Regions from separate parts of the Homo sapiens genome. Here region 2 is linked to region 1. A link is a loop called in an ENCODE intact Hi-C map of the cell type or tissue named here. Cell type or tissue: A673. All regions are shown on one strand. Each heading gives the region's core, and the rest is flanking DNA. Links, peaks and the distances in the headings are about the cores only. Region 1 has its middle 38 kb from the start of SPAG16-DT. Region 2 has its middle 55 kb from the start of ERBB4.

Evidence for each region. Peaks named below come from ENCODE experiments on the same cell type or tissue, not always from the same donor. Only the 100,000 strongest peaks of a DNase experiment are listed, where the experiment ranks them.
Region 2: it touches region 1 in a loop (5-fold over the local background); 3 of 110 quality-filtered maps call a loop at or near these places.

What each region holds. Positions count from the first base shown.
Region 1 is chr2:213,237,577-213,254,665 of GRCh38, reverse strand. No RefSeq gene overlaps it. Among named protein-coding and RNA genes, the nearest start is that of SPAG16-DT, 38 kb to the left of the region's middle. RefSeq lists an enhancer at 2,990-3,039. In A673, for the core only: a CTCF peak has its summit at 7,809 (motif pointing left); DNase peaks (open chromatin) are centred at 6,955 and 7,785.
Region 2 is chr2:212,585,637-212,602,725 of GRCh38, reverse strand. No RefSeq gene overlaps it. Among named protein-coding and RNA genes, the nearest start is that of ERBB4, 55 kb to the right of the region's middle. In A673, for the core only: a CTCF peak has its summit at 7,476 (motif pointing left); a DNase peak (open chromatin) is centred at 7,495; H3K27ac peaks cover 653 bases.

The DNA of each region.
Region 1 (17,089 bases), core at 2,990-10,989:
GAGGCAGAGGCAGGCGGATCACGAGGTCAGGAGATCGAGACCATCCTGGACAAATGGTGAAACCCTGTCTCTACTAAAATGTACAAAATTAGCGGGGCATGGTGGCATGTGCTTGTAGTCCCAGCTACTTGGGAGGCTGAGGTAGGGGAATCACTTGAACCCAGGAGGCGGAGGTTGCAGTGAGCCAAGATCGTGCCACTGCACTCTAGCCTGGTGACACAGCAAGACTCCATCTCAAAATAAAAAAGCAAAAAACAAACAAACAAACAAAAAACAAAAAAAATACTGGGATGGTATGAGAGGCATTAGTTGAAGTGCCTCCTTCCCATCTCATACTTCCACACAAGTATGTTACCCTAGAAGGCTAACAATCAATGTCTGAAGGAGAGAAACTATGTAGAAGAGTGCCTATGGCGGAAGGTGTTTGCTTTGTTTTGCTTTGCTTTGCTTTTCACCTTCCTCTTAGATCAGGTAAGAGCTTCCAAGAGGAGTGGAAGAAGAGAACCTACGGAGTCAACATTGACAGAATGTCACCCTGGTATGGGAAGACTTGGGTCTTGTTCTCCTTTAGGTCAAGTGGGTGATGGAGCAAGGAAGGTAGAGAGAAAAGTAGTAGACCGCTACATAAGAGTGCTGATCCAAGACGAAAAAAGAATGGCCCACTGCACATCTGGAACTCCTAGAAGCAGTTGCCTCGCATGTGATCCTAGTGCCAGAGTGCAATGGAGCTGGAGAATAGAGATGGCAGCATGAGATGCAGGTCACAGTTGGGTAACCTGAGGCAACCCCAGAACTTTCTACAGCCTCATGATTTAAAATCCAATTCAGACAGAAGGGAGCAAGATGAAACCCTGAACTTAACTGAGTTTAAACCTCAAATGCTTGAGAGAAACTTCAGAAATAACTAAAATCACCTGAATGTAAATAAATCACATTTTCAAGTTTATAGATTGTAAAAATCACACACTACACATGTATGGTTTCTGTACTTCTCAGCTAATCTTTTGTATTGTCTTGCTGAAGTCTCAAATTAAAAAATAAATGTGACCCAGCAACAAGAATCTTCAGGTATTTTTCAAAGCAAGGCACAAGTAGAACAGAATAATATTTTTAGGAAACGTCTTGGTCCCTAGAGAAGGTGGAAGAGAGAATCAATGCCCTGCTTAAAAGACAAGCTGACTGAGTAGTCCCTGGCAGATTAAACTTTGAAGAGCAAATTGTCAGGCTTATATAGCCAGCTGTCCTATTTAAAGCTTTAACAAATAATTTGCTGAACGACATACTAGCCTGTATATGGCAGCATACCAGGAACAGGACACAAAGAGGTATAAGAATGTTGCTCCACTCCAAGGTACACACACGAACCTCTCCTATTTGAATTACAGTATAAAGCGCCTAAAACACCTACAGAGATAATATTCCTTGTCTTACATGGATTCTAATGAAAACAAAGAGGTCAAAGCCTTGAACTTGATAGACTTGAACCAATTTGAAATAGAAAGTAGAGATAATTTTATCTCAATAGCTCTAATAATAAGGCTGAGGCATTCAGCACCAGCTGCAAGCTATTTTGCCGCTAATACCAACCATAAATACAAAGAATAGCAATACCTATAGAATAGTAGAGTTGACTGATGCCAGGCACCTAGACAAAATGCAATGTCGGAACTCTTTTAATCTTCCTGTAAACATGTTCCACCTTTGTTTATACCATTTCAGTTTAAATACAAAATTTTCAAATCACTTATTTAAATTTGGCTTTTTCTTGGCTCTAGTAGTGGATTAAATATAATGTATAGAGGAATCATAGAGTGTACCCTTTATGCCCAAATTACTTGGACTAAAAATGTCTTTGTAACAGATAAAAGACACTCCTAGTATGTTGAAGAAAATCACAAACATGTACACAAGATCAAATATAATAATTATCTTTCACTTTTTTGAGTTAAAGGAAAGCACAATAGCAAATAAAACAAAAACAGATAATCACCCTAGAATTGCTTCCAAATAATTCCTCTATCAATGCATTATTTCACACCATTAATCAACTATGAAAATCCTTGAAAGGCAGACTAGATCCCCAAGATTGAAGCAAAATGAAAATCCTAGAATTGCAAACCCTATTTTTTTGATTGGAACAAAAACAAAAATTGCAAAAGAAGATTGACATGCCTAATTGCTCCCGTGAAAGGAACAATAGCAAGTAGTTTTAGAGAAATGCTTAGAAATCCATTTGTGCCTGTCAATAATATCCACCTTTTCAAGCTGCTAATCCATTAGTCACTAATGGCTGACTTGGTATTAAGCTGGACAATACAAACAGCCCATTCATTGCAGGGAAAAGTAAAGAACTAAATTTTTGTTGTTGTTGCTATTATTGTTTTGCTTTTTTTAGGATAAAAAGTAGCAGTAAATGGATTTGGGATTGACAAAAAGAGCTGAGGGAGGTAATTTCAACAATTTGCAAGAAAATGTAAACACAGATAATCTTCCCCATAAAAATTAAGTTGACTCTAACTTTCATGATCACCGTTACGTTATACATGCAATACTATTAAAGAGGGATAAGAAATATCAAAGGTGAGTAAAGAGTTTTAGTATCTTTACCATGAAGAGATAGATTTTTCTTAGCATCATTTATGTAAAATGTTGTTCTGTTGTGCCAGCAAAAGCAATACAATATTTAAAATCAAATTACACATCGAAGAATTTTAGACAACCACAAGAGAGCAATTAACAGTAGAGGTGTGAAGGAAATTTTGTTCTTTTAAATGAAAGAGTGGCGAAAGAATAAAACCTTGGTGTCATTTCCAATGAATAGTGACTTCCAAGATTGATTCTTGGATGGTAGTCCTGCTTTAAAAGAAAAAATGTGCGTCTTTTGAGCTGAGCCCACTCTGACTCAGCACATTGTTAGAGAATAACAATAGTGCCATCTACTGTCAAATTATGGTATCACTTATTTCAAACTGACTTAAATAGGGGGTTCCATCCAATACTGTAAAAGAAATCTTAAAATTATATAAGTAATATTTATCTAAAATATTCAAGAAAATGAAGAGACTCTTTCCACATAGGCAAGAATTTCGTTCTGTGCTTTCTTCCACTAGTTATTCTTCATGCTCTTATATATTACTTAAAGCACTGTTTTACAAGCGTTATAAAAAATAAATTGAAAATGTACCTTACATGGCAGCAGTAAAGATTTCATGGATAATTTTGAATTAATTGTCCCGTATTTCTAAGTTTATTTTTTCATTAGTTTCCGGGCTGTTTCCTAAATCTAATTAGCAATGTAATTTTCCTTGTTAAATTTGGAGAATTTGTTTTGGGAGACAACTGCACAAAGCAAGATAGTAAAAGAAACATATAGATGTGTTTATAACATTATGGTATTGCTGCTAAGCACTGTCAATAATGAGTTTTAAACGGTAATTGTGAATCCCTAATGTACTTTATATATTAACTATCCTATAGAAGAAAGTTTGAAGTCACAGAATAAATAGACCCCATACATGTAATTCTAATTAAAAGGCATACAGATTAATTGCATTTGTTATGGAAGTCACGAAGACCTTATAGACCTAGACAATGGCAAAAATTAAACAGGCATAGAAGAAAGTAATAGGCTTTAAGTCAAAGAATATTTTTTAAAAAATATACAATATGACCAGAAGCAGTATACATGTTTGCTAAAGCTATTGATAGCATCATTTTTACAGTTGGGCAATTGATAAGGAAATTGGTTGGTTGCAATAGTTAAGCTTGGTTTTTAATTTAGAATCAAGAATACTCTACCATAGTTTTTAAAATGCAGGATATTTTTATGGACACCAAGTTACCAAGTGATTGTGCTGAGATTAGATGCGACTAGGCACACTCAGGGTGGCATGGCCACAGGCAATGTGAGTATTAGACCCCTGAAGTGGGCTCCAAACAACTTGCTTCTCATTTTTCATCTAGGAAAGTAACCAACAGCCCCAGTGACTGGAACCCCAGTCTCAGTCTTTCCCCAGAATCTCTGTAGCTGATAATAACTCTCATTATTTCACGTATCAAATGCTTTCTATGTATCATGCTAAACAACCCTCTGTATGGTTTAGACTCATATCCTATAAATTAGACCTTAATATCTCCATTTTATAGACTAGGAAATGGAAACATAGAGAAGTTAAGTAATTTACCTGTGATATTCCCTTAAAAGTATGCTTGATACATGACTCAAGTACTTAAGTTAAATGAATATGGCCACAAAAGTTATAAACACACAGCTATGCTCCTTACTTTTTCTAGTTTGTTTTGTCTGTAAGGAGCCAGTAGGAACACCATAAGAAGCCATTATTATGAAAGATAAGACATTTTCTTACGGTGGTGCAGCAGATCTCGAGGTGAATGGGAGGGGCAGGGTGTAACTACATAGGGGTGTTGCTGACATGGAGTAGAATGTCCCATTTTTGCTCTCTAAAGATACGTTTTACTTGGATGCTCTAGGAATTATAAAACCTCTCCAACCATTTCAGACAGTTTTACCTTTCTCTAGGGATCCCTAAAGTTCATTTTCTTCCTTTATTTTACTCTGACTTCTTCAACCCCAAGCCAAACCATTACTCAGGAATGCTGGATTTGTGAAGACTAAAATTCATTTTCTTTGGGTTCCCTCAAGACTCTCCCCTAGTCCACCAGTCACGGAAGTCAACTTAAATTAGTGTGCTCGGTTAACTTTATTTCTTTCTCAAATTTTTCTGTTTACATTTTTGCTCCTTCAAATTATCTTCTGTGGTTGCATATATCTGTCCTGAACGACAATAGAAACTAAAATGCAATCCTATTTTTTGTTTCCTATCTAGTCAGTTTTTTTCCTACTACAAAGTGAAGTCTAGCTTATTTCTTGGTGCATTCACTGACTGTGAGCATCAGCACAGCAATTAACTTGTTTGAAATACACCTCATTTCAAAAAAATTCAAATGCGGACAGCAGACAGCGCAAACATGGATCGTAACTGGCTCCTGTTAAGTTAATAACCTGTACCCTCGATCAACGCTAAGGTCAGACTGTCAGCTTCAGAAAACAATGAAAGAAAGATCTGCCTCAAAACTGGGCAACAATGAAATAACCAGGATATGGAGAGGGGAATCTTTCAGATGACAGGGCATAAGAAAATTCTGTGGTTTACAGGAGAAAGATCCTGTGATATGTTTTGAAAGTGGAAGTAAACTGTTTTCAGAGTTGTGTTTTTGTTGTTGTTGTTGTTTTTGAGACAAAGTCTTGCTCTGTCGCCCAGGCTGGAGTGCAGTGGCGCCATCTCAGTTCACTGCAATCTCCACCTCCTGAGTTCAAGCGATTCTCCTGCCTCAGCCTCCCAAGCAGCTGGGACTACAGGCGCCTGCCACCATGCCTGTCTAATTTTTTGTATTTTTAGTAGAGACAGGGTTTCACCGTGTTAGCCAGGATGGTCTCAATCTCCTGACCTCGTGATTCTCCTGCCTCGGCCTCCCAAAGTGCCGGGATTACAGGCGTGAGCCACCGTGCCCGGCCAGAGTTATGTTTTTGATAGATGATGAAGTGGAAAAGAGGAATGTCAGGGTGTGAGCACAGATAAGAAAATAACCCCATGGTGTTTGTGGCAGAGCCCAGCATGGCCTGGGAAAGGTGAAGAGGCCACACTGAGAGACAAGCAGTAACAAGCTGGTTAGGTATCGGTGCCATGCACACGCTGTGGAAGTCACGTTAGTTCAACAAGATTGGGTAATCAAGGTACAGGTCAGGTATGGGAGTGGACTGGGAAGTGTCTGCATCCAAGGGAGTGATTCAAGTCAAAAAGTTTAGCAAGTATCAGAATCCACAGGCCCCAGTGAAACCAGATGACAAACAGGTTAGTGAAGTCAGAACATAGATCAGAAGGCTCAACAGTAAGTGAAAAGGCAGGGCGTCAAGGGTTCATATAACCTACATGATTCAGAAATGCTGGTGGCAGGCAAGACCAGGCAGCAGGAATCCTGAGCCCAAGTTGAGTCTAAACAGCAGAGTGATCAACATTTATGCAACTAACTCTGCAGTAGTCTATCCACAGCAAGAAAATTCTGAGTGGAAAAAAAAAATATTAACTATATTCAGCCTCATCTCTGACGACTTTAAGCCATTTTAACTTCCTGATGCATAAATCATGAGTGAATCCAGCCCAGGTTCCCATACATCAAAATGCATATAAATTTGTACATGATAATAAATGGACAGGTGTGGAGTGGAGATAAATGTTACCATAAAAGGAGTACATTCTGGAGGGCTTTGAAATCTCAGAGAGATCTTTGAAGGTCTTCAACAGGAAAGCAGGCTGGGCGTGGTTGCTCACGCCTGTAATCCTACCACTTTGGGAGGCCGAGGCTGGTGGATCACCTGAGGTCAGGAGTTCAAGACCAGCCTAGCCAATATAGTGAAACCCCATCTCTACTAAAAATACAAAAATTAGCCGGGCATGGTGGCGGGCGCTTGTAGTCTCAGCTACTTGGGATGCTGAGGCAGGAGAATCGCTTGAACCCAGGAGGCAGAGCTTGCAGCGAACCAAGATCATGCCACTACACTCCAGCCTGGGCAACAGAGTGAGATTCTGTCTCAAAAAAAAAAAAAAAAAAGAGAGAAAAAAAAGCAGTGGATGAGGAATTCAGTCTGACACCAGCAGGCTGAGCCACTGGAGAAAAAGAGTGCTAGGAAATTGTTCCTGAGTAAGAAAAAAAATAGGTTTTTAGAATACTAAAAAACAGTTTTCTGGTTTAGTTTGTAGGCTTCTCTCTGCTTCCTTCATAGTTGTCTTTCACAATAAAGTCAAAAATATCGCTTAAGTATTAATATTGGAAGACAGAATTCATGCTTGGCATATAAGCTCATCGTGCCACATGGGAATTCTATTGTTCAACAGGAGGGATACTTTGACTCTTGCCACGTGGGAACGTGTTTAATCCTGAGGCATAACAAGACTACACCAGGGACAGGGTGCAGGGGAGAGGGAATGATAACTCTCCTAATCTGCACTATTGTAACATTTTTAAATTCACTAAATTGCATGTCCCTTGAGAATAAGGGACATTTCTTCTTTATTCATGAAGTCCCAACACTTTCTGCCTGAAAATAAAAGATATTCATAATGTTTATTGGATTAAATACTATAGATGACTTCCATATTTGTATTTTAGAATACTCTTTCATTACAAAGAAATGGAAGTTTTGGAGAATAATTAACTATTTAAAATCTAAACTAAGTAAAATATGTATCTCCTCAAGTTCTGAAAGCTACCACAATTTCATTTTAATATTTGTCAACCTTGAGCACATTCTAAACTTGAGTTTTATAAGTAAGGAAACAAATGAAGAATTAAATCTGTTCAGACTCATTCACACTAATAAGAACAATAAATGTTATTTTTGTTCTGATAAAACTTTTTATAGAAAATAAACTATGCATCAGACATAGTTTTAAAATTAGACATTGGAAACATTTAATCTTTCCATTTAACTAATCTGCACTGTAAAAATAACCAATTGGAAAACTCAAGTGACCTCTCTAGAGAAAAATATTTTCAAAGGAAGAGAACTCCTTACTGTGTTGTGGGCATGCAAAAATTGCTTAGATGGCATAGAAAGCAGTTTCTATTACTATCACTATAAATCATAGCATTTATTTCTTTTTAAAAAATTGGCTGATAGCAAATGATTTCAGTATATATATGTATATATAATTGCCAATTTGACGTTAATTCTGAATTACACCATTTACAACCATGGATCACTTGCACCGCCTAGTGGTCATGCGTAAGTATTTCTTACTCAAGGTGTTGGCATACCTAAGATAATATTTTAAAGGTTTGAAGTACTTTGTTTTGAATATATTATTTTAAACCAAATTCGAATAAAATATTCATTCCTATGTAAATATGGAGTATAAGATAGACACCCAAGTATATAAGGACATGTCTATATTGTACAATATACATATGTAAATAGATCTCAAGAAATTATGTGGTTTATATAAATGTCCATAAAATTTGTGTAAGCCTGAAGCACATCTCTCAAGATTATCTCTTCTCTTTTCTATCACATGAAAAATTAAACAGAGGCTTTTCAGCTCTCAACAGCCATGATTTTAAGTGTGTTCTCAACCCTAACTCCATATTAGAACTGCAAGGGATATTAATAATAATAATACAATGTCTAGGTGTCAGCAAAGAGCATTAAATCAGAATTCTTGAGTATAGGTATGGGAACTTACAGTTTTATAGTTTTTATAGGTGACTCAAGATACACCCAATGTTTCACACCTCTGATCTAAAGGGTGCACATAAAGATTCTTCAGTTGAAAGAGAACACACAAAATGAAAAGATGAGTCCACGTTACCTGAAAGTGTGAGGATGGTGATGTGTTGAATCACTTAGCTCTGCCTGGTTCTGCACAGGGCCTATTATTGTAGAATTACAAGAAGAAGGACACTTGTTTCCTCTCCTAGAGATTTCAAAACTTTTTTTTTTTTTTTTTGAGACGTTATTGGCATACCTGAGGTAATATTTTAAAGGTTTGAAGTACTTTGTTGCCCAGGCTGGAGTGCAGTGGCGTGATCTCGGCTCACTGCAAGCTCCGCCTCCCAGGTTCACGCCATTCTCCTACCTCAGCCTCCCGAGTAGCTGGGACTACAGGTGCCCGCCATCACGCCCAGCTAATTTTTTAAAATTTTTTTAGTGGAGACGGGGTTTCACCATATTAACCAGGATGGTCTCGATCTCCTGACCTCGTGATCCGCCCGCCTCGGCCTACCAAAGTGCTGGGATTACAAGCATGAGCCACCACGCCTGGCCGAGATTTCAAAACTATTATACAAATGCACCAGATTCACTTATTATTTGATAAAATACATTATTGTGCAGTATACTGCCATTGTCCAAAATATATTTTGGAACTCACATTTGTGAACTGCTTTCTATGCTGGAATAAATAGAGATTATATAGAAAAAGATGTGGAAGGATTATTTTTTCATGGAAAAATCACTATCAGATTTGCGCAAGATCTTTTACCATATTTTAATCCATCCCTAGGCGTATGGACAGCTGTTTGTCTTTAAGATACTCAGGTAATTAGTCTATAGTTTGAAACATTGAAAAAAATCAGCATTAAAATCTTGGATGTTTAAAGGTGTAATATGAACTTTTGGGCCATGTGGGAAAGCCAAGCTTTTTAAATGAAAAAGCTAGTTTTACTACCAGTAGACACCTAAAAACATTCTACAGTTCATATTAATAAGACTGAATGTAATTGAATGTCAGCAGATATGGTGATTTATAAAGTATTTCATACCCTGTGTATAATAAAATCCCTGGCACTGAGTCCTAATATTTGATGAAACATGATAGTGGCTTTATTTCCAATAGAAAACTTGATCTAGAACCTTCTATCATTTTTATAGTGAAGTACTTTACCTGTTTCTATCTGTACTCAAGTTTTCATCTTAAATTAAAGAAAAAAATTACACAATATGGATTTTAGCCAATTTCCTTTTTGAGCTATTTCATACATCTTCAAGACAATAAAATAAATATTTTAACAAATATATCAGAATTACATATGTCTAAATGAGTGTAAACTTTTTGAAAACAGACGCTTGAGGAAATTGACATTTACTTCACTGATACTGACTGCCCTTGTCCAAAATATATTTTGGAACTCACATTTGTGAACTGCTTTCTATGCTGGTAGTACATTTTCGAATATCTGTTTTATGAGAAAACTTTGTTTTTGATGGTGGATTTGAATTTTTTAAACAGCATTAAATGACATTTGCAGCCAAGACTAATGGGTAATTGTGTTAAGGTGGATGATGAGTAAAACAAAACAAAATAGAATAAGATGTGTGGGACTATAAAGTAAGCACGGGGGGGTGACGGATGTCACACTAAAGACTATTTTGAAACTCTCCTTAAACCACCAATGAGACATTTCCCAAATAATATCAGCGATATCAGCACTTTGGGGATATGCATAAAGTCTCACAAAACACCTGCTTTAAGGGTAGTAGATGTGCTGTCTTGGTATAGGTTTCTTTTATCAGGGTAATGTTTACTGAACTATTTATTAAATGTTCATTAAGTTGAAATATTTATTGAATTGGAAAACAATTGTAATTAAAATGTTTTATATACACTCACAAAATTGTATATATATCATGAACATAGAGCTTGATTAATTAACACACAAACTGAACACACTCGTGTAACCAGATCAAGAAAAAGAACATTGTCAGGTTTGTAGAGTATTTAAAACAAGCTCAGTGCTTTGTATTCACACATTTATTTAAAATAATGTTGTAAAAGAACAGCATCATCCAGCCACAAAACTTAGGAAGAAATGTAATTTCAACTTAGAGAGCAGGCTCATAGTTCATTTTAATCAATTAAAAATTAAAATGTTTTAATATGATAAAACACATAATGGGGTGCTTTTAACTAAACATGCTTTATAAATACCTTGATAATTTTATAAGAAGAAAATTGAGAGAAGTAAAACAGATTTTGATAAGATTTCTAATATTTATTCATCATTTTAAAATGTGAAATTTGAACATTAAATAAAAATTTCCTAGTAATTTTGATAACTTTAAATGTATATTTCTATTCATGTTGATGTTAAAAAAAAAAAAAAAAGGTTCCCCAAACTTTACTCTCAAATCTGAATGTGCATTCTACCAGCCTGGAGGCTATTGTCAAAATGCAGATCTTGGTTTGATCTTTCTAGGTTGGGGCCCAGGAGTCTGCGTTTCTGACAAGTTCCCATCTGGTGCTGATGTTGCTAGTTCTTGTGCCACACTTTCAGTAGCAAGGGTGTAGACTTCAACTTGGATATATTTAATAGATATCATCACGTAATATTTTGTCGTCTTTCTAGCTCTTTCCCAGTCTCTGGACGTGCCATTTATTTTTGACCTTTTCTTTTCTTCCCTGTTTTTGGTTTGTAAAAAAAAGCAAAAAAACTCCTATTACTGTGAATTGTCTGACTTCATATTCTCAGTGGCGGAAATTCCCTCAAAAACCTCTCCCTTCCCCTTGCCTTGGCACATTCTCCTCCCACTCCCCACACCTGCAGCTTCCTGTAAGCACTTTGATTTTCAGAGGTTAGTTTCTACCTCCGTCTAAGGTTCACCTTAATTCTTCAGTGTGGTTCTGTGTAGTAAAATGAAACTGTAATATCAATGTCCTGGACCCATGAAGGCCAGAAAGCTCAATGATTCAACAGTTTAAAAAATCAATTCTGCTTAAAAACAAACAAAACCCAGAGATATCTAAGGCAGCTGGGCTGTAATACTACAGTTCATCAGCTGGTACCACTATCTGATAAATTTTGTACAATCCTGAAATATTACTGGTTTTTATGTTTTGATTAATGCAAAAAATTAGTTCCTTTATATCAATTCTGCAAGACTGAAGTGCAATAATTTCAAGAATGAAAACAACAGTTGGCGATTTCCAGTATGAAAAAAGGGTCTATGATGCTAACTTTAAAGGTTATAAGACAAAAACAGAACATAAAATTATAAATTTAATTATGACTGGATAAAGCATAAATAACTTTAGATAATGGTTGATTTTCAAATAATATAAGAATTTATCCCATATAGACTTTTAATTCAAAGACTTCGTAAATAAAGGCAATAAAAGATCAATAAAGTTTAAACCAAGACACAAAATCTCCAGAATTCTTTAATATCAACTTTGTATAATGAAAGAAAGAAAAAGAAAAACCTATCAGTAAGATGAATATATGAAATTATGTCTTATTCAGCAATTTGCTGGTAATGGAATTTTCTGACCTGAAAATCACATAATTATTAACCATCTATAATGAATCCATCTATATTCAACTCATTGAGATGTATAAATAATAATCAGAAAAATCAGTCAATTCTGAGCCTTTGCAAGACAAATGTATATATATTTTACAAGATAGGTCTATGAATTACTTCAATTTATCTGTTCCATAATCTGATCTAAATTTTTAATTCTCTTTGCAGTTATGAAACAGTAGTGACAAATGAACATATCAAAAACAATTAAATATATCTATCTGCATTTCTGATTCATTCAGATCATGTTCTAATGAGCCCTGGTGTGAGAATTGAAAACTTGGAATCTAATTTTGTCCCCAGCACTAATTAGCTTGTGATCTTGAACAGGTCAACTAAATTCTCTGACTTCTAGTATCTGATATTGGAACAGATCTTTGGTGCTAGACAGGAAGATTGTAAGAATCCCAGGAGTAAGCTCAGAATCAAGTCTCATTCTGACCTTAAACCCAGCTTCTAAAACTTAGCTTCTTGACACTTAAGACCAGATATTTTGTCCCCACTCCTGGTCGAGGATTCTGGTCTCTGCCTTTCTGCCCATACTTCTGCTTTGGTTCTCATCCAGGATTGTAGTTGCTCTAGGACTAAGATGCAGACTTATTCTTCTAACACTTGCTTAATACTTCAGATTTTCTTCTAAGCCCCAATGTCCATAGCTACCTTCTTCCCTTTGACTCTTACACTGCATAGATTTCTGGCTAATGTTTCTTGCCAAAACCCTCTTGATTCTGAGATTTGCCTATCTACCTGGTCTCCACTTGCTGCTGAATCTCTCCTCATCATACAGCCAGTGTTTTGTAGGGTCTCCACGTCCCGCCCTAGCCTTCGCGAACCATGCAGTTGTTGAAATAACATTGACTTCAAATATCAGGGTCTACGCATGGGATGATGGTCTGCGGGTATAAAACTGAAAATGTTGTTGCAACAAGGCAAACAGGTCAGATGGGGGGAAAAGTGATGAAGTGTTGCATCACTTCAATAGTATATTTTCTTGACCAAATATAGTTGTCATGAAAATTAGCAGATTCAGAGAAAAAATATAGCTTAGACAACTGCTTGCTAATATCAGTTCTAAAAGCATGGTAAAAGTTTATTTCCCATAGGTCATTCAATGACATGTGCTTCTAAGTTAAGTGCCAGTATCTGTAACCAATATCTGTTCTAGGAGCTCTCATTTAAACAAGTGAAAATACATCAAAAGAACTGAAACAAATCAGCAGTCACCATTCAGGATTTATTTGTATTAATCTACTTAACTCAAAACACTTTTTTTCTTGATCTCTACTGTTTACTGCACCTATATCTTAAAAAACCATAAGCCATATACAACAAATACAATAGATAGGAATGTGTATAGCTGGCCAATATTAAAACATCAGGATTGCTTCACATCTGATACCTCTTATTGCAGCAAACCCTGCATCTTCAGTCACTTGCCAGTCATTTCTGATTGATTATTTTTAAAGTATGTATCTGATTTTTTAATCGTTTGTATATTTTTAACAATAGATTCTTAGAAATATAAACTTGTCTGTGTCTAAAAATATGGGTTCCTGGGTCTACAGAGTTAGAATATCCAAGCATGGATGAGAATTTGCATTAACAAACTAACCAAGTCATTCTGTTCTTATCTTTCACAGAGGTCACTGTAGAACAACTGTTGTTTTCATTTAGCCCCTCTGCCTAAAATGTTAGGAAAGCAAAACACTGGTGAACAGTGTTTGAGAAAAATGTAGACTAAATTTAAATACCTGTAAGCAGAGTATACCAACCTCTCATCTCAATTCCCACACCAACTTAGCAACTGCAGAGGTTACTTACATGCCTGGCTGCAGAGGCACTGGAATTTGCTACTGTTGACCTCAGTTATTAGGGGAAAATTATCATTACCTGTTGTAGAAAGATGCTAAGCATATAAGGCAGACAAGGTACTGTGCTGACTTATATTATTTAATTAAAGTAAGCTTTCTTTTCTTTATGTTCTGGAGATCTCCATAAGTTGGAAAGGCCACTGGTCAATGTTGTTTAAGAACAAGGATCATCTTTCAATTAAAATGTTTTCAATTATAGATAGACTGAGCTACATTGGCACAATGGTTTTAAGATAAAAGTAACACAGTTTTAAACACTAATCCATGAGATCTGAAAATAAATAAAATCACTCTTAAATGTTAGGCACTATTTTAGTATGTCAAACTTAAGTATGTTTATTGAGTTTTGAATATTCAATAAACTTTTTTTAATATCTACTATTTTTAGAGATTCAATAACCAAATAGTGTGGCAAAACAAATTCAAATGAAAAATGCATGCTATTTTTAATTTCTCTTGGGTTGTTGGGAGCGTATATAAATATATAATATATGTGTGTGTACATGTGTGTATAAATATATGTTTCACTTTTAAATGACTATTGATTTTCACCTAACAAATATTTCTCCAATTATATATTTTTTACGATGTCTTGATGCATATCTGTATATTCTATGCAATATGTATAAATAGGAGCCTTACAAAAATAACGATATTTTAAAGTATAAGTGTCCAAAAAGAATAGCCTGTGAGTACTAAGCAATGCTCTCTCAAAGGAGAGTTTTTTGTCTGTTTGTTTGTTTGTTTTTTGAAACGTAGCTTTGCTCTTGTTGCCCAGGCTGGAGTGCAGTGGTGCGATCTCAGCTCACTGCAACCTCCACCTCCCAGGTTCAAGAGATTCTCCTGCCTCAGCCTCCTGAGTAGCTGGGATTACAGGCATGAGCCACCATGCCTGGCTAATTTTTGTATTTTTAGTAGAGACGGGGTTTCACTATGTTGGTCAGGCTGGTCTCGAACTTCTGACCTAGCAAACCACCCACCTCAGCCTCCCAAAGTGCTGGGGTGACAGGCGTGAGCCACCGCACCCAGCCTCAAAGGAGAGTTTTACCTTTGAACATTCACTTATTTTGCAGGCTTAGTATTTTTTTTAAGTTAAAGTTAAAGTTAACCGAATGTTATTACATAAAGTCATATAAAAATAGAGCCAACAACTAACTAATAGTATTTGTCTTTTTTATTCTATTTTAAAATATGTAATTATTCTTAAATCAAAACTAAAATCCTGGCAACTAATATTGTTCTGTTATAAAAATAAGCCTTCATACTTGTTCCTGATTTCAAAATATGTAGAGTAAGAAATCCACCTCGGTTTTGTACCTATGTGAGAACTTGGTGTTTACATCTGTTTCTTTCATTTATTGACAACACGCATACTAGGAACAAACTGCTTCTCTTCTTTATGTGGATAGTTCATTCTAATCTGTGTAATAAATATGACCATTTTGTCTCATTTCATAATATTCTGAAACAATCTCCATTTTTCTAGTGTGAGTTATTTCTGGCTGTCCTTGTGTCAATAAGGCACATGATGGCTTGGTTTTAGAAAAACTAAACTTTCCAGTTTGGTAACTATAGAAAAGTTTAAAATGGAGTTATCTCAGGAGAAGGAATTACTTGTGTATTTTTGCAGCTTATGAACCTTAAGTGTGAATGAATTTGATATTCTGCCTTTAATATTATGGCACTTAGTCTTGAATTCTTAACATGGCTTTGGCAACACCCCAAGTCCCAGTGCAAAGGGTATTACACGTTTATCTGTTCCGATTTTAGGTTGAGCAACAAGACTGCTTTTGTTCAAAGAATAACTAACAGATGAGTAATAAAGTCACTTACCCAAAACCAGATTCCATTGTCAATAAGAGGAGATTTGGATTGTACAGTTTCATCTGACAACTATGTTGGAATTCAACTTTTTAGCAGAAGTCAGAAAGCAACTGTTCTTTCAACCAAACTGTTTTTTTCTCAAGAATACACCAGCAATCTCTGAAGCATTTTCATTTGACCACTTTTTTTAGAAGGGGCTCGTAAGCTTGTGTTATACTAAAGCTTAGCTCCTCAAGCAAACTGGTGTTTTCCCTTTTTGTTATCAGTAGAGGACTTTCATTGTTGCTTTTTTTCTTCAGTAGAGTTTTTGAAATCTGCAGGGGCTTTTCTGTTTTTCTTTTGTTTTGCTCTTTTTTGCTTTTTTTTAAAGAAAGTTTTTAAATGTTCATTTAGTAATGGAGTCAAAGTGGAACCAGGAAGGCAATTCTTAAAAAAAAAAAAATTGTCCAAAACTAAAATTCCTGACCTTAATGGAAAATAAAAAATTTTACCATTAAATCATGAGACAAATGCAGTTAGGATATATCAGCTATCAAAGTGCAGAAATCAAGTCTCCATGAGAAATAAACCTTTGCTGCTGGGTATGTAATAATAAATTTATTTATATTATATATTTATTTCTCATGAAAATGCCTACTGCTTAGATAGGGGTACATTGATACTAATTTCTGTGTAGCACTCTTGGTGGGTTCCTCCCAATTCGGCAGACTTAGCACTTCTCCTCAATATAGGAATAAATTTTAAGATAAAATAGATTAAAATATTTTCAATTTTTCTTCTCTCATGGAGACATCTACAATGCTGCCCATGTAGGGCAGCTGGTTAGGAATACATGTTTACTAGACTTATATTTGTACAATTCTCAACTTCAGTTGTTACAGTAAATTAACAATTGCCCCAGCCAAAAAACTATTTTCTCTGTTATGATTTTTCTGTACTTTTTAAACAGATTTCTCTGCCTAATTTTATACACATTTTCTGTTGCCTTCCCAGTCATTTTTTCTTTTTTTCCCAGAAACAATTCTTTCTAATAAATTTTGACTTTCACATAATTATGCTGATTTGGGGTGTCATGTTTCTACAAGGTACCTTTCTCGTGAACTCCAGCATCCACGACAGCCTGCTGTCTTCTCTCCATGGTATTCTGAACAAGTCACCAACCTTGGTCTCTGATAAACAAAACTGAGGCTTAAACTGCCTTTTATTTCACTTTTATTTCACTTTTATTTCACAAAAGGCTCTTTTTAGCCTAATTCCTTATAGTCCATATTCTAATATTATTTCTCAATTTTAAACCTTTTCCTATAATCCAGAGTCAAAGTATTATTTCCAGTTTCTAACTATAAAGTAACTCTAATTGCTTTTTTGCATATGCAGTAATTAGGAAGTGTTTAGAACATGGTGTTTTAGCACATATGATGAAAATTTAAAAACAATCTTGACTTAAATCTAGAATGTTTTTCAAGACAAGTATAACAGAATAGTCACTAATAAATTTATGATGAGGGTCAGAAAT
Region 2 (17,089 bases), core at 4,138-12,137, 650 kb after region 1:
AAACTTTTCAAACTATTGATGGACCTGTATACTACTTTAGATAATTCAACGCCAGAGTTTACCATCATACTACCAATAATATCATGTAATTATGCTGAGAAAAGTCTCAAACTCAATATGCATGTTATCTTGTAAGATTTACTCTAAAGAAATAGTTACATTAACAATTTGATGTTTACACTTTTGCATTGGTGACAGAATAACAAAAAATTTAGCTTATCATCTAACTTTCATTTAATTACTTATAAATAAACATTACTTCCTTGCTGTTTTGTTTGGCAAAATTAATAGCTTTCTTGTATTCCTTGAAAAAATTGTTATTCGTTTACCATCATCATTATGATGAAAATTTCAGCAGATAATTAATGACATTTTTGTGGTAATAAATATGATACTAAAAGAAACCATCTGGGAAAACTGCCACCATCCTCATTCAGCCATTTAAACTGAAATTATAATTTTAATAAGCCTTAAAATTATCCATTTGGCTGCAGAGGAAATAAACCGTACCTCACTTGCTATTCCTTTACGGCTGATGAACTCACTATTATGTAGGCAAGACGGAGCACATCATTTGTCTCTGGCATACAGATTGATGCATGTAGATTTCAAGGAGACTTGAAATAGATTTAAACTATTCAAAAGTATCAGTAAAACTGAAAGAAGAATCTTTTCTGATGTGTGACCCTTCTAATCAATTGGTGACACTTCTGATCTTTAGTGACACACAAAACACACACACACACACAATAAACATAAACCAAATAAAAAATATAATTTCTGAAGATATGAATTACTTTTTAAAGAAATTGAATAAGTCTTAGCCTTTGGGGAAAAAGCTAACATTGAAAATTATCTTCGTTTCTGAATTAACTCATTAATTATAATACATAATCTTATTTGCACCACTGACTCACTGTCTGACTTTGGACAAATCAAACAAACTCTTTGGGCTTTAGTTTTCTGATCTTTAAAATGAAAGCATCATATTAGATGATCTCTCAGATTCCTTGCTACTTTGGGATTGATCTACCACAAGGCCCTTTGTGGTCTGCAATGACCTAGTTTTATTATTCTGCTGTGGTACAGAGCGTCTACATGGGCACAGCTGAATGACACTAATTAGCAATTGGCATGGCAAGATTACCATTTTTTTTTTTAAATTTCTGTTGGCCTCTCACTGAAAGTTGAAAATTAAATTAATTTTTCACTGTAACTTTCTTAGAGGTGGGTAGGGTGGAAATTAACAAGATAATGAGACAAATGCATGTGTAAAGTGCCTGGGACTTTCTATGATGTAGGTATTCACTAAATGGTACCTATTATCATCATTAATAATGGCTACTTAGAGTGCTGAGGAAGCTTCCTGGTTATTCTTCAAATTCTCACATAGAATATATGAATCATTTCTTTATAAATTAACTGTTTGCTATGTTCAAATGTTGGACTATGCGCTTTAGATTGCTCTGGAAAAAAGATGAGGATAATGCTTATTCCTTCCACATATTTCTTTTGCCATACTTCATAATAACCGTTCACCAGCTGTTTATAAACAATATTTGTTTGTGTCAAAAAACTCAACATGGTATTTGAACTCCAAGATTTCCTGGATTTGTTTGAATGTTTGATGTGTTCAACATGTTTATGAAACATGAAGTCATCCATGTGGGTGCACATATTGAACAATTTTGTAGGTGAATTTATGCAATAGGTTAGTACTCTAGTGCCTATATAAATTAAGCAGTAAGATTACAGTCAGGAAATGCCAACTAGTTCTGGTTTTTCTTTCTTTCTTCTTAGAAGACTTGTCCAAAATTATTTCACAATCAATTTTAAAACTTTGAAGCTGCACTTCCATTTCATGTTTTGAAAGAAAGAAATTTAAAGTGCATTTCATTGAGTTAAAATAAATTACATTCTTCACATACTAGCTCACCAGGTAATCTTACATGGTCTTTCAGGGATTTTCCCAATGTGGATGAACATGTACACAGTTATAGATAAAGAATTTCACATAGGATGGGAAGAATAGATTACCATAGAAAAATGTAGCAGGTGTATTCTCAAGAACCCAGCATTGTTTTTCACTATCTTCTCCCCTGCTGTATTCCTGATCATTCTTTTGTGGGCTTTGAGAAGGAATTGTTTTATGACCAAGTGTCTTGGCCCATTGCAACATATCTGTAATTCCAGTGGTGGGCAGAAGCAATTTGGGCTAAGTGAAGAGTCACTAAAATAAATCCATCACAGATGATCAGTGTTGCTGTATTTGATGTCGTTGGTTGAAAGGTAGAGGATGGAAGAATAATTGAAAAACTAAGAGCTACAGCCTTCCATGAGAAAGTGTGTATGATGTAATCCCCAAAAGAAGCATACACATTTCTATTCCTTCCCCTCACCACAATCAATTTAGATGATTAATCATTGTATTTTCATTTTTAATTAGAAACTTTTAAATATTAATTATAAATGTAGCTTGTGAATGAGAAGAATGTCAGAATTGTATTCCTTATCCCACATCCATTCCAAGGCCAAACTTCAATTCCCAATAGAACTTTTTGTGGCCTCTTTTAACTAAATCCTTTTCTAATGATTTGAGTTTTGTGCATGGAAAGCACAGTAATACATTTCTATCCTTTGCAATAAATTTATCATAAACATCAAGAGTTTTAGAAACATGGACAGAAAATTGGATTTCGCGGGATTCTGTGGCTACTATCTTTAAAAAAAAATCAAATTAAACGAGTTACCTTAGAAAACAAAACTAATTCTTCAGCTCTATTCAACCTTACAGAGGCACACAAATACACACACTAGCAGAACATATAAAAGTCTTCAGCATTACCTTATATTTAATTTTTTAAATAAGTATTGGCCTTGCCCTTCCAAGAAATTTTTAAGATATTCTGCCTTGGCTGAGAATCTATATGACCTTTGTGCCACAGTGTGCTGAGGAATGCCATAACACTGTTAACATTGATCTTTTTTTCTGCAAATGTTCTATCAGCTTCCTTCTGAGGCTTTCTCTTGCTTGTGGGCAGGGTTAGGACAAGCTACTGTACTTGAAAATCTATACTGTTTGCTATCTATAGCAATTAATAAATGATTTTCCTCATTCAGTTGTTAGTCCTTATACCATTAATCAAAAAAGGCTAGATGTTCTGTTTGTTCTCCAATACAGTATAATAAATGATAGGACACATAAAAACAGAAAAGAAGAAATTTCATTTGATGGAATGAGAGAAACAGTATAGAGTTCCCAATCATTTCAAAATGATTCCTGGCCATAGATTTTAAAAGTGTTTCAATAACATTTTATGATATAACACACATGGAAATACAATAAATATCTCTTTAAGATTTTTCCTATTAGGCACTGTGTGAAAATTAAGAAACTTGTGTATTTTATCTCATTTCATTGTCAGCCAACCTACATTGACCAGCAGGGAAAACTATAGGTAAATTATAAGATAAGTAAGTATTTGTTTTATAACCTTTGATCTTCCCTGTTTATGCTTGTTACTGTCTTAGGTGTCTCTACCCCATCCACCCAGTATTTTATCCACCTTTTCCTTATCATAGATTTAGAATCTCACTTACCATATGTAGTTCCAACCAGATTTCCCTTGAAGTCCTGGATCCATTTCTTTAACATAAATTTAAATCTATTATGCATTAAGAATCCCGAGAGCCCAGTCATGAAGTCCCAGCATGAAGTTAAAATCAGGAAAGGGTCCATTAATGGGAAGCAAAATGAGAAATTTGCCGGCCAGATGTTAAAAGCTGAGTCTTTTCTAAATAGCTTCATTATTTACTTTCAAAGGTATATTTCTCAGAATGTCAGACACATTTTTAATCGGTGATTCTGCTCTTTGAAGGCAGGAACAGTGTCTGCTTTTCCTTTGCATACAGCATAATGCATTGTAGAAAGTGGGATTTCTAAAAATATTGTAAGTGTATGTTCATGAATCGATGCATAATTTTAAAAAATTAAAATTAATTTTAGTGTCATAAATATGCTATTTTTGGAATATGGACTATTTGAGTTACTTCTATTCTTCTTATTTTGTGAAAATATGATGAGGTGAATATATTTGTTAAACATATTTAAGCAGCTCCTTTGTTGCAGGAAAGTGCTAAGTACTAGAGACATTCTAAGGTATAAGCATTCGAGATACACCAGTATACCAGACAAATGTGGCTGCTGGCTTCATTGAATATACACGCTTTAAAAAAATTTTTTAAAAGGCAACACTGAAGACTAATTCACTTCTATAATCAAACATACACATTATTTTAACATCTAAAGTGTATTCGTGTCTATCTTTGAATTTCACTCTTTCTCTTTTATTTACCCTTTATATTTCTAGACTAATATGCACAGAAGATTTAAAATTTCTTTGCCTTTTTGGAACTATTAATATTACTTTACTATAGATATTTAATGCCACGTTTGTGCAACATAGTGAGACACCAGGGCTGCATGGCATTATACATTCTGTTTCCCTACTAGTCACCTTTTATCTGACATAATATAACTTTTTTTTCCTTGTGAAACCAATATTTATTGGGAGGAATATTTTACTTTTTCATATAGAGTGCAAAGAATCACTCTCCATTGTCCTAGTATTTTCTTCTCTATAATGATCCTTCTGGATAAAAGGAGAGACTTGTGCTTATTGATGTAACTCCACCCTTTTCTAAAAAATATATAATTTGCTGCCTTCCCTCTCAAAGACCTATGGTTAAAAACTATAAATGAGCTAATGTACCAGAAATTACTTTATAAACTAGGAAATACAGTGAATTTTCTGGTTATTACTCACTTGAAATTAACCCTGCCTTGAATCTGACCTAAGTATGAAGGGTTATGAAGCATATGCATTGCATAATCACATTTTTGTGAAATATTCATAGAGAGAGCAAGAGCGAGAGAAAACAGCCGGGGGTGATGGCTCACATCTGTAATCCCAGCACTTTGGGAGGCCGAGGCAGGTGGATCACTTTAGGCCAGGAGTTTGAGACCAGCCTGGCCAACATGGTGAAACCCCATCTCTACTAAAAATACAAAAATTAGCTGAGCATGGTGGTGCATGCTTGTAATCCCAGCTACTCTGCAGGCTGAGGCAGGAGAATTGCTTGAACCCTGGAGGCAGAGGTTGCAGTGAGCCGAGATTGAGCCACTGCACTCTAGCCTGGGTGACAGAACAAAACTGTGTCTCCAAAAAAAAAAAAAAAAAAAAAAAAAAGAGGGAGAGAAAGAGAAAAACAAGAAAAAGTGAAAAAGTGGGAGGACAAGATGAAGCAATAATTTAACAGTTTATTTCTAGTTGGTCAAATTAGAAAGACTTTTATTTTCTTCTTTATACTTTTCTGTATTTTCTAATTTTCAAAACTGAAAAAATATAGAAAAGAAAAGAAATGAACCTTCAGATATTTTTGCCTTTGCAGTCTCTGCAGACTCCAGTTGTTACGCCTGTTCAGATAGGTGGACACTTGCATTATGTTATTTGAAGATAGCTAGGGATGCCCCCTGTGTAAAAAAACACCACCCAAATAATATTTTATATTCATCTGCCTGTCAGTACTTTAAAATTCAAATGCTCTCGGACGGGGTCATTATGTCACAAAAATTTTTTTAATGGATCGCATTTTCAGATCATATTTTTTAGTAATATAAAAATGGACTGGAAATTTGTATGAAATAAGGCCCTTGTTAAATACATGCTTCTGGTTATTAATTAGCTTGGAAAATACCCTAAAATTCTCAGCTTTGGTTCCTTCCTCAAATGTATGAGATCAGTAAGATTCTCTCAGGCTCTAAAAGTTAGTACTGTAATCCTATGACTGTCCCAGAGTGCTGCACGTGTGATTCCTTTTCACAATCCATTCACTGTCAGTCACCTATTTGGCTTACCCACATCTGACATCTCCAGACCAGGTTCCTTGGAGTGAGAAAAAGTGGGGGAAGAGACAGAGAAGAGGGAATGAAATACCATTTCCATGTATGCCTCGCAATTCCATGAGAAATGACATTATTTTCAAGAAAAAAAAATTGGGAATCAGAGAACTAGTACATTGTTTTAAGTTAGTATGACTAACAACTAGCTGAGTTGGGGATAGAAACCTGGTGTGCCTGTGGCCGAAGTCCCTTACCTTCCTACCTCTCAGAAAAAATCATAACAGACATAATTCTGGCAGGAAGCTGCACCCAAGTCAGTTTTCTTTCCATGCTGCTGGGCCGTGTGTCAGTTGTAAAATTCCAGCCTGTGTCCTGCAGTTTCCATGGATCCCCTGACAGCTGCCTCTATTATCAGTAATTTTCACAATACTGTTGTTTTCTTTTTCATTTCCTTCAGATCTCCCAAGATGATGCCAAGTAGAGTATACAAAGACTGGTGTCCAAAAACTAGAATCTTAGAGATTCGGGATAATTAACTGCCTGGATACTTCCAGGAAAAAACATCTGCTAGAGTTTAGAATCAAGGTCTTACGTGACCAGGTATATATTTTGTAAATTTCTTTCTTGAGAACCTATTCCTTTATGCTTCTCCCAACCCCAGAAGTTCAACAAGTGTGAGCTTGACAAGGCAAAGCTGATAGTTTTATATCACAAAGAACTTGTGTTGTTTTTCAAGATGTGGATTTATGTTTTTGTTTTGTTTTGTGTAGTTGCAAGCAACAAAATCTGACCTGGCTACCATAAGGAAAAGGAGATTTATTGTAAGGCTATCATGTGTGTGTTGGGGTTGTGGTGGTGTTAGGGTAGGTAGGTCATAGACTCAACAAGAAGCTGAGGCCCAGGTTTAGAAACACCTGGGAATCAAGGGGGCTCTAGACCAATCAGCCACAAGAAGTACGGTGAGAGTCCCCTAGCAAGAGCAGTCAGTCTGACCAGCCTAGCATCCCACACGGCTCCTAAAAAAAAAAAAAAAAAAAAAACCCACCTCCAACAGTCCTATGTCCTTGCACCATTCACTCAAGATTCAAAGTCCCAAAGAGTGGGACTTTGAGTTGAGCAAACTTAACTCAGCAGGCAGAGAGAAGACAGATTAGTCCCTTAGGATTTTAGCATGAAACTAACAATATGGTATCTTCATGATTAGCCCCAGTTGGGAATTTCAAAGTAGAGTTCAAAGGTGCAACTATGGATCCTGGACAGATAAAAATAAAAAATTATACATTGTTCTCTATAGATAGTTTAACAAGACAAATAGGTTATAGACAAATGCTGAAGAAGGGATTCTAGTTTTATTTTGTTCTCATTTTTCTGTAGAATTAAATTTTTTATTTTACTTGTTCTGTGCAAAAAAGACTCTTAGAAATTGTCAGAGAACTACAGAGCTGGTTCTTCTTCGGATTGCAGTAGGTACAAATCCCTAGTGATTTATGAAATGATCTGAAACAAAGCAGTCTCAGATTTACATACAGGTAGATGCAATTACGACTTGAGAATGACTAGATTTTATTTTGCTTAAGTAGAACAGTGACATCTAGTGCCTGCAAAATTATGTCACTGGATCTGAAGGAAGATAAGAATAGACATGTTTTTAGGTTGATTAGAGAGAAATGAGGGATCATATATTAGTTATATCTGCAGGATTGGTCTCTTATAATACCCCTTTTAGGTTCCCACGAGTGCCACATTAGTGACTGCAACTCTTTCCTAGCTGTTCTCCTTAACTCTGGCCTCGCTGCATGCCGATATGTTATTCCTGTTTACAATTTTTCAAGGGATTATTATATTCTATTTTCCCCAACAGTTCTGTTTCTCATTATTTCCCAAAACGTATGCTCAGTTTTTGTCAAACACGATTTCTTCACTTTCAAAAGCAAATCAGACCATTTTTATCTCATTGTCAATGATTAATAAAGTTTTTGATAGATGTCTTGAAATTTTGGCTTTGTATAATTTTTGAATGTTTTTTGCATAAATGTTGATAGTTTTTAGAATTTTGGGTTTTGATAGGTTTATTGTAATTTTTGTTTCTATATTATAATAAATCAAGTATTCCATGAGATAAAAAATAGTCATGTGACATTTATGTTTACTTAAAAATACTATTTAGGTGAAACAAAATTCTAATTTGCCTAATATTTAATCTATTTATGTAATAAATTCATTTAATATTTATATAAAATATTATATCACGAATTATCTGTAAAAGATACAACTAGAATAGATTATTGAAGATAATTAACACAAGGCCTTAATTTACAGGTGAGGACATGAGAGCTTAGATAAATTGAATAATATGTATATATATGTAACATTAAATATACATACTGAGAATATATTTAAAAATAAATTAAGGCTGTTTACAAAACTTTATGCAATATAAAATACATTTTGTTAGTCATGAGATAACATTGAAATATTTTATATGTTTATATGTTTATTTACATATAAAATGTTCCAGATTTAAAAATCATTGCATCTGATTGCTTTCATTTGATCTTTATACCAATGCTGCAAAGTGATTTTATGCCCATTTTATAAATTTATTTTTAATGTACTTATTAAACATTGTTTATGTTTCTGGCATTCTGTTATGTGCTGGGAATACAAAGGTATCAGTTGGCTCTATCTTTTAACATCTTTTACATTATTTTTTTTCCCCCATTTGTTATAGTAGGAGAAACTGAAGCTGACGAAGTTAAGTCATAAGATGAAAATCACACAATACTAGGCAGAGATCCAGCAAGGGAACCAAAATCTTTAGTCTCAAAGTCCAGTATTATTTCCATATTATTTTTGCTATTTTTGTTTTAATTTATTCAGAGTTATCCAATGACAATACAAATAAACTTGGAAGGAAAGAATAGTTCTCATTCGTGAGAAAATGATTTTCCTATTTAATTTCCTGAAACAGAATATAAAAGTAACTTAGCTTTATCATTTTTAAACTTAGGCTAATTTATCAATGTTTAATGGGAGATAGGTTATCATTTTCCCCCAAGAAATATAATTTGTAGTCTAGTGAACACTATTCTGGTTATTAAGTAGAGAGATTTGTGCTTTCTTGGGTAACTCTTTTATTCCTCCAATACCATATTACCATTCCTTCCCAAAATTATCTGTCTTATAAACCACAGTTAGTTCATTAGCTGCTACTATTGTTTTCCCTTAGTTATTTCTTTTCATTTCTCCTTCTTTATATTGTATGGTCTACATTATACTACTCAGTGTTACTCAATGCTTTGTGCTCTGTGCACCATAGGCACCTACAACATCAAGAAGAGAAAATTTTGCAAAAATAAAAGATTCAAAAGGCAATCACCTACTTTAAAATAACAATTGCAACATTTTTGATCCCTAATTTTTTTTTTGTAATATACATGTAAAAAAGTTATCACTTTCTTAAAAGAGATATGATTTCACAGTTTAAGGGTCCAGTAATTTCAATGAAAAGTAGTGAATGGATTATGCAATCAAAACCCTTTTCTAGGCCAGATGTGGTGGCACTCATCTGTAATCTTGGCATTTTGGGAGTTGGAGGTGGGAGGATCCCTGGAGGCCAGGAGTTCATGACCAGCCTGGGTAACATAGTGAGACCCTATCTCCAAAAAGAACCCCAGAAATTTTCTGTAATTAAAATGGGAGGACTTTTCTTCTAGACCCCTCATTACTATTAGATTAGAATTGTTAAATGTGTATTTTTGAAGGCAAGATAGCAAATTTAACTAATGAGGATACAAAGAGAATCCCTAATTCAGCACAAAGACAGAACCCAAAAAGTTCATATGGTATGCTGGGAGATAAGGGATACTCTAGATATAAATGCCAAGATGAATCAAGTTTCACAAAAGATGCGTCAGGTTTATTTGAACCAGGAGTGGCTGAGTAAGCAGCTGAACCTGTTGGTTGATTTGTTGGTTGGTTTCTGTCCAAGAAACTCAACAATTATGTCAAAGCAAAATTGTGTTTTTTGGCAAGTGTATAAACTTTCATATAGAAATCACCATAAGTATGTATTTCTACATTCTAGCCACCATCCCTGTGTCTTCTCTCCATTGCTGCTTCTGTCACCCTGGATTGTATTCCTGTTGGTCTGTTACAACAGCTTCCAAATTGACTTCTTTCCTTTAAATTCAGCTTTCCAATCCAATTTACATACTGCTGCTAATTTCAACTTTCTTAAGCATTGTTTTAGTAATTTCATTTCTTGCCTCTGTAAGTAAAATCTCTGTTAAGAGCTAACAAGTTAAATATTTCTTAAACTTTAAGTTATATTTTGCAGCTATTTTATCTCCTTAATTCGAAAGACATATTGGAGTTATCATTTTTTATAGCTAAAATTGACAATTGTAACACTTAACAATTGTTCCTAAGATTTTCTAGATTTGTTTTGTTAATGGTACAGTACAAAATGCAGGGGTCTAATTTACCTTTCTGTCTGCCCAGGATGCCTGGCTCTCTTGGATACAGGCAACACCCAATAAATGCTGATTTAAATTAAACAAAAAAAGCCAGTAGTCCTGGGTGTGGTGGCTCATGCCTGTAATCCCAGCACTTTGGGAGGCCGAGAGAGGAAGATCTCTTGAGTTCAGGAGTTCAAGACCAGCTGGCCAACAGGGTGAAACCTTGTCTCTACTAAAAATATAAAAATTAGCCAGACTTGGTGGTGTGTGCCTGTAATCCCAGCTACTTGGGAGGCTGAGGCAGGAGAATCGCTTGGAAGTTGAGTTTGCAGTGAGTCGAGATCACGCTACTGCACTCCAGCCTGGACAATGGAGCAAAATCTGTCAAAAAAAAAGAAAAGAAAAAAAAAAGCAAGTGGGATCTGAACACTTTGAGTTGTAAATCCCCCTCGAGGCAATGGTTACATAGCAAACAACCATGGTACCTTAGACATGGGTTCAGGGTACCTTGAGGGAGGAGGGAGTTAGACGCCTCTGATTTAAAGGGTAATAAAAGGAATAGGTGAGAGAATAAAGTGTTCTTGTCCTGCTCTTTCCCATACCACTGAGTCAAGTCCCTTTTTTCAAAAATCTTAGAATGGGGAACTTCAAATAGGAGAAATTTATTTCGGTATAATGAAAACATGAACATATTAAGTGAGGTTTATGAATACACACTCTACTTGGTATTATGGAATCAATAAAATGAAAACAAGAGCTTACAATTTAGAGCAGTAGCCATATTTTATCTATAGTATATTTGTAGTGTGTGTGTACCTGTATATTTAGGAAAAAAAATCTATATTTCTCTATCAGCCTATGTTGTGGCTGAAAGTTAGCTTCCAACTTACAAAGGTAATGAAGAAAAAGTAATTCTCACCAAAGGGTTGGTGGAAATCCTCTTTTCTTTGAAATTGTATCTCTCATATATTGTGTGGCGCTATATATATATATATATATATGTATATATATATGTATATATATATGTGTATATATATATGTATATATATGTATATATATGTATATATATATATGTGTATATATATATATGTATATATATATATATGGCACAATATAATTTGAAGTCTTACATTTTATGGGACAATTTTAAAGAGGGAGGTGAATAGGATTGGTAAAAGCAGTCAGTAGGTAGATGCTATATACATGAAAAGTGATTATCTACTCCAGTGGTTTGTATTGTTTTAAATAGGTGACCACTTATCATAATGCCTACTTTGTGACAGAGAACAGTTTCATATATATACAGGAAGAGAAAGAGAAAGTCAGGGAATCTAACAATCCTACAAGGACTACCCTAACCACATTTTAAGCTAGGAAATTGAGATATTGAGAATAGAGAGGTTTGGTCAATTTCCACAAGTTATACATTTGGTAAGAGGGGAAGTCAAAATTAGAATCTGGACGGCCAGTTTCCAGATTTTTCTTTTTTGTTTTTTTTGGAGACGGAGTCCCACTCTGTCGCCTAGGCTGGAGTGCAGTGGCACAATCTCAGTTCACTGCAACCTGTGCCTCCCAGGTTCAAGCAATTCTCCTGCCTCAGCCTCCTGAGCAGCTGGGATTACAGGCGCATGCTGCCACGCTCAGCTAATTTTTTGTATTTTAGTAGAGACAGGGTTTCACTGTGTTGCTCAGGCTTGTCGCGAACTCCTGAACTCAGGCAATCTGCCTGCCTCGGTCTCCCAAAGTGCTCCAGAGGCTACACTCCCTTTCAAAAACGAAATGAATTTTCCCATGGAATTGCATTGTGTTAGGAAGAAAGGATTAACATGAACAGGATGCTAAGAACTTTGCATGTATTTGTACATTCTAGCCACCATCCCTGTGTCTTCTCTCCATTGCTGCTTCTGTCACCCTGGATTGTATTACTGTTGGTCTATTACAATAGCTTCCAAATTGACTTCTTTCCTTTCAATTCAGCCTTCCAATCCAATCTACATACTGCTGCTAATTTCAACTTTCTTAAGCATTGTTTTAGTAATTTCATTTCATGCCTCTGTTAACAACCCCTCAGTGGTTCCCATTTCCTACTCTATTAAGGATAATATCCTAAATGCAGGAAAACTTTCCGCAATCTGATCCCAAATCCTGTGCTGCTGCTTCTTATGGTACTTCCAGATATAGTCTCTGTTGTGTCCCACACAGGGTACCTTGATGGTTACTGGACCAAATTCAGCCCATATATTTGTTTCACTACATGTTGATTTTTAAAGACAAATTTCCAACATTAACAAAGGATGTTCGGCATAAAAATCCTGATTTCCAGCCCTCATGTAAAATTGAAGGTCATCCAAGGTTCATGCTGTTGATAAATCCTGCTCTTTTTGCCTTCAACAGATGTACTCACTTCCTCCTTTGAACACTTAATTAACTTATTAGTTTCTCCCTTAGGGTATTTATCATAGTCTATCTTTGGTTAGTCACTTGTTTATCCCACTACAGAATTGTAATCTATTTTGGAAGTAGAAGATATTTTATATTTTTCAGTGTTTCCCTTATCGCACCATGAATACCCACTGCCTCTCTGGGTTCCTGGTAGATTCAGTTTGAAATAATGGTTATTTACTATTTAATTTCTTTCTATGTCCTGTGTTGAGCAAAACTTAAGAACATCTGAGCACTAGTACTTTTCATTCCCTTTGCAGTTTGGTGTTATAGATTGTGGACTTCAGAACAAGAGATCGATTATTATAGCCACTGTCCTGCTAGCTATGGCCTCAAAATACATGATTCAACGAGCATCACCTACATGATGGACTATTTACAGTACTGCTATGGTTAAATGTGGTAATTGAATCAACATTTTTGTGGGGGAAAATTAAAGGAGATTTAAGGAGAAAACTTGTATTTATAAGAAAGACCTTCTTGAGACACATATTATAAGGAACACTTGGGCTTTGTCAGTACTTAGTGGGTTGTTTGACAAATAGTCAAGACCACGATAACCATTTAAAATATATAAAATGATATCATAAAAGGTAGTAGCTGCATGTTAAAAATAGATTTAGGATCTTGGGAAGAATACCAAAGGCTTTTTTATTCAGTATAATTTAGAGACATTAAAATGAAATATTCACACTGGGATTTTGAAGAGGATAAGAAAAGAAGCTATTTCTTTAAGAGGCACAATATAACAATAACAAGAAAGTACTACCCAGTTATATACCCTTGTTATATAAAATAACAAGGAAATACTACCCTGTACTTGCTCTCTGCTCATGAAACTTAAATCTATTTCATGGGGACTTGAGTGACAGGAGTGAAGATAACTTCCAACAATGTGCAGGTAAGGGAAGAGATAGGAATTGGAAACAGGTCAGGAAATATATTGTCCTTATGAGGTGTGTTTCCGAAACTAAGTTGATGAAGTTTGCTTATGCGTTCCTTTGATCAGGGAGGAAAGGATCAACTGATCTTTCACTCTCTCCCTTCCTTTCTTCCTTTCTCCCTTTCTTCCTTCATCAATCTTCCTCTCTCCCTAATTTTTTCCTAAATAAACTATAAGAAAAAGAGAAATCTTGAAGGAAAATCACAAAGCATGTTAATTTAACCTAACATCGTGTATAGGATTTTTAGTTTGCAGTTCTTGAATTGGCAGTGGCTTTGATATAGGAAATCATTTGAGGTGGCATTATTTGTATTTATTGAATGCTTATTAAGTGTCAGGCCATGTTCTTAGTGCTATATATGAGTTAGTGGAAAACACACTGATCTTGCACTTTCCCTTTGCCAGATAGGCTTCTACAGTGTCACAGATAATAACTCATTTACACCTCATAGCAACTCTATGAGGTAGGTTTGTTATTATCATGCTCATTTTATATATTAAAAAAATGAAGCACAGGGAGATTGAGAATATGGACAAATTCATACCAGTAGGTACCAGAACCAGGATTCACACCCAGGCAACCAGGCAAAGGATGCCTCGCTTTTAACCACTCTGTTACGTTGCTATCTCTGATAAACCTTGACTCATGTAGGTTACAGTTATTATTCCAAATTTCAAATGAAAAAATCAAGGCCCAGAGAGCTTAAATAATTTGCAGAATATTTCACATTTATTAAGATGTGCTTTGCACTGAACTTACTGTCAAAAGATGAGATTTGCATGCCTACTGTACCACTTGCTAGCTTTGTTAATTAACTTCTTTCAACTTTAGCAATCAGTAATAATACATAATTCATAAGATATGTGTCTTAAATACAATGATCACTTGATAACCTGTGGGTAGCACAGAAATCTTACCGTAAGAAAGTATTGTAAGTCACATGGCCCAAGATACATAGGCAAGTGCAGGAATTCACCACTATCATTGGCAAAAGGTTAACATTTAGTTTTCATCAAAATTATAATGTGTAGGACTTGAAAAAGAAAAATGATTAACAGTTATTCAACCATGATTTGAAAATGGTCTTTCAAAATATGATAGAATACATAAAGAAAAACAAAGGTGATTGATTCAAATACATAAAATTTAAGTTGCATAATTTGTTATGTATATTTGTGTGTATACATTTAAAAGCTGAGAAAATGTTAACAACATATATGAGAAATCAGTAAAACACAAACATCAAAAAAATCAAAGATTATATAAAAAGGATGTTTTAAAAATACCAATAAGAATATGAAAAAATGTCCAACTTTATTAGTAATCAAATTAAATGTAAGCATATAATTCATCTCAAATTTTAAAAAATAGTTAAAATATGTTAATATATAGCATTGGCATAGTAGAGTAGAAATGAGGGCTTCCAGGTATGGCTGGTAGGTATAATATTAATATGTATTTCCAAAAAAAACACATTAGCAGATCATATCAAAGTCTTCAAAATATGCATGTGTTTGACTCAGCAATTCTACTGCTAGGAATATATCTGATAGTATAATTTGCGCAAAGATTTAGTTACAAGAATGATCATACCAGCACTGTCTATAATATCAGCTCCCATTAGTTCAAGTTCTTTGGTTATGCTTCAAATAAACCAATCTTGACTACATTAAGCAGGAAATAAATATATTTGAAAGATATTGAGAAGTTTGCAGCATTGACAGGAAGGCTAATGAACCTGGCACGGAAAGAAAAACAAGGTATCACTGGGAGTTGAGTAGCAGAAACAACTCAGTCTTATCAAGGCCCTACAGCTGCTAGAATAAACACACTACAGTAAGATATTTTATTCTGTTTTCCTATTGTGATACTAAAAATGTAAAAGAACAAAAACCAAAAAAACTCTCTGATTCAGAGGTTGTATGGGCAGGACTCTTCATTTATACTCTCAATAAGCTTATAAAACTTGGGGGAGAAGAAATTATACAAAAGACAATATGCGGGCTGTTACAAAAAGAAGACAGAGTTGATGGGTGATAGCCAAAAGGCAAGTATCCATTTCACATACTTAATATCTAAGGACCTGAGGTCATGGTTAAATATATGATGATAGTCCATACAATGGAATTATGTTGAAAACAATACTGTAAGTATTATTCATTAACAGAAAAATATATATTTGGGGACAGGTTAGAATATTGCTTGTGGAAACGAACAAAGACCCTCTTCCTGCATATTTCTCCTCTTTCTAGTTCTCCGTGAAGAGGTCCTTCACATCCCTTCTAAGTGTGATTCCTAGGTATTTTATTCTCTTTGAAGCAATGTGAATGGGAGTTCACTCAGGATTTAGTTCTCTGTTTGTCTGTTATTGGTGTATAAGAATGCTTGTGATTTTTTCACATTGATTTTGTATACTGAGACTTTGCTGAAGTTGCTTATCAGCTTAAGGAGATTTTGGGCTGAGACGATGGGGTTTTCTAAATATACAGTCATGTCATCTTCAAACAGGGACAATTTGACTTCCTCTTTTCCTAACTGAATACCTTTTATTTCTTTCTCCTGCCTGATTGCCTTGACCAGAACTTCCAACACTATGTTGAATAGGAGTGGTGAGAGAGGGCATCCCTGTCTTGTGCCAGTTTTCAAAGGCAATGCTTCCATCTTTTGCCTATTCAGTATGATATTGGCTGTGGGTTTGTCATAAATAGCTCTTACTATTTTGAGATACATCCCATCGATACCTAAATTATTGAGAGTTTTTAGCATGAAGGGCTGTTTTCTGCATCTATTGAGATAATCATGTGCTTTTTGTCTTTGGTTCTATTTATATGCTGGATTATGTTTATTGATTTGCATATGTTGAACCAGCCTTGCATCCCAGGGATGAAACCCACTTGATCATGGTGGATAAGCTTTTTGATGTGCTTCTGGATTCGGTTTGCCAGTATTTTATTAAGGATTTTTGCATCAATGTTCATCAGGGATATTGGCCTAAAATTCTCTTTTTTTGTTGTGTCTCTGCCAGGCTTTGGTATCAGGATGATGCTGGCCTCATAAAATGAGTTCAGGAGGATTCCCTCTTTTTCTATTGATTGGAGTAGTTTCAGAAGGAATGGTACCAGCTCCTCCTTGTACCTCTGGTAGAATTCGACTGTAAATCCATCTGGTCCTGGACTTCTTTTGGTTGGTAGGCTATTAATTATTTTTGTGGACATGGGGTCTCCAGGCTGGTCTCAAACTCCTGACCTCAGATGATTCTGTCACCTCAGCCTCACAAATCACTGCCATTACAGGCATAAGCCACCGTGCCTGGCTGTTATTTTTATTTTTTGTAGGGATGG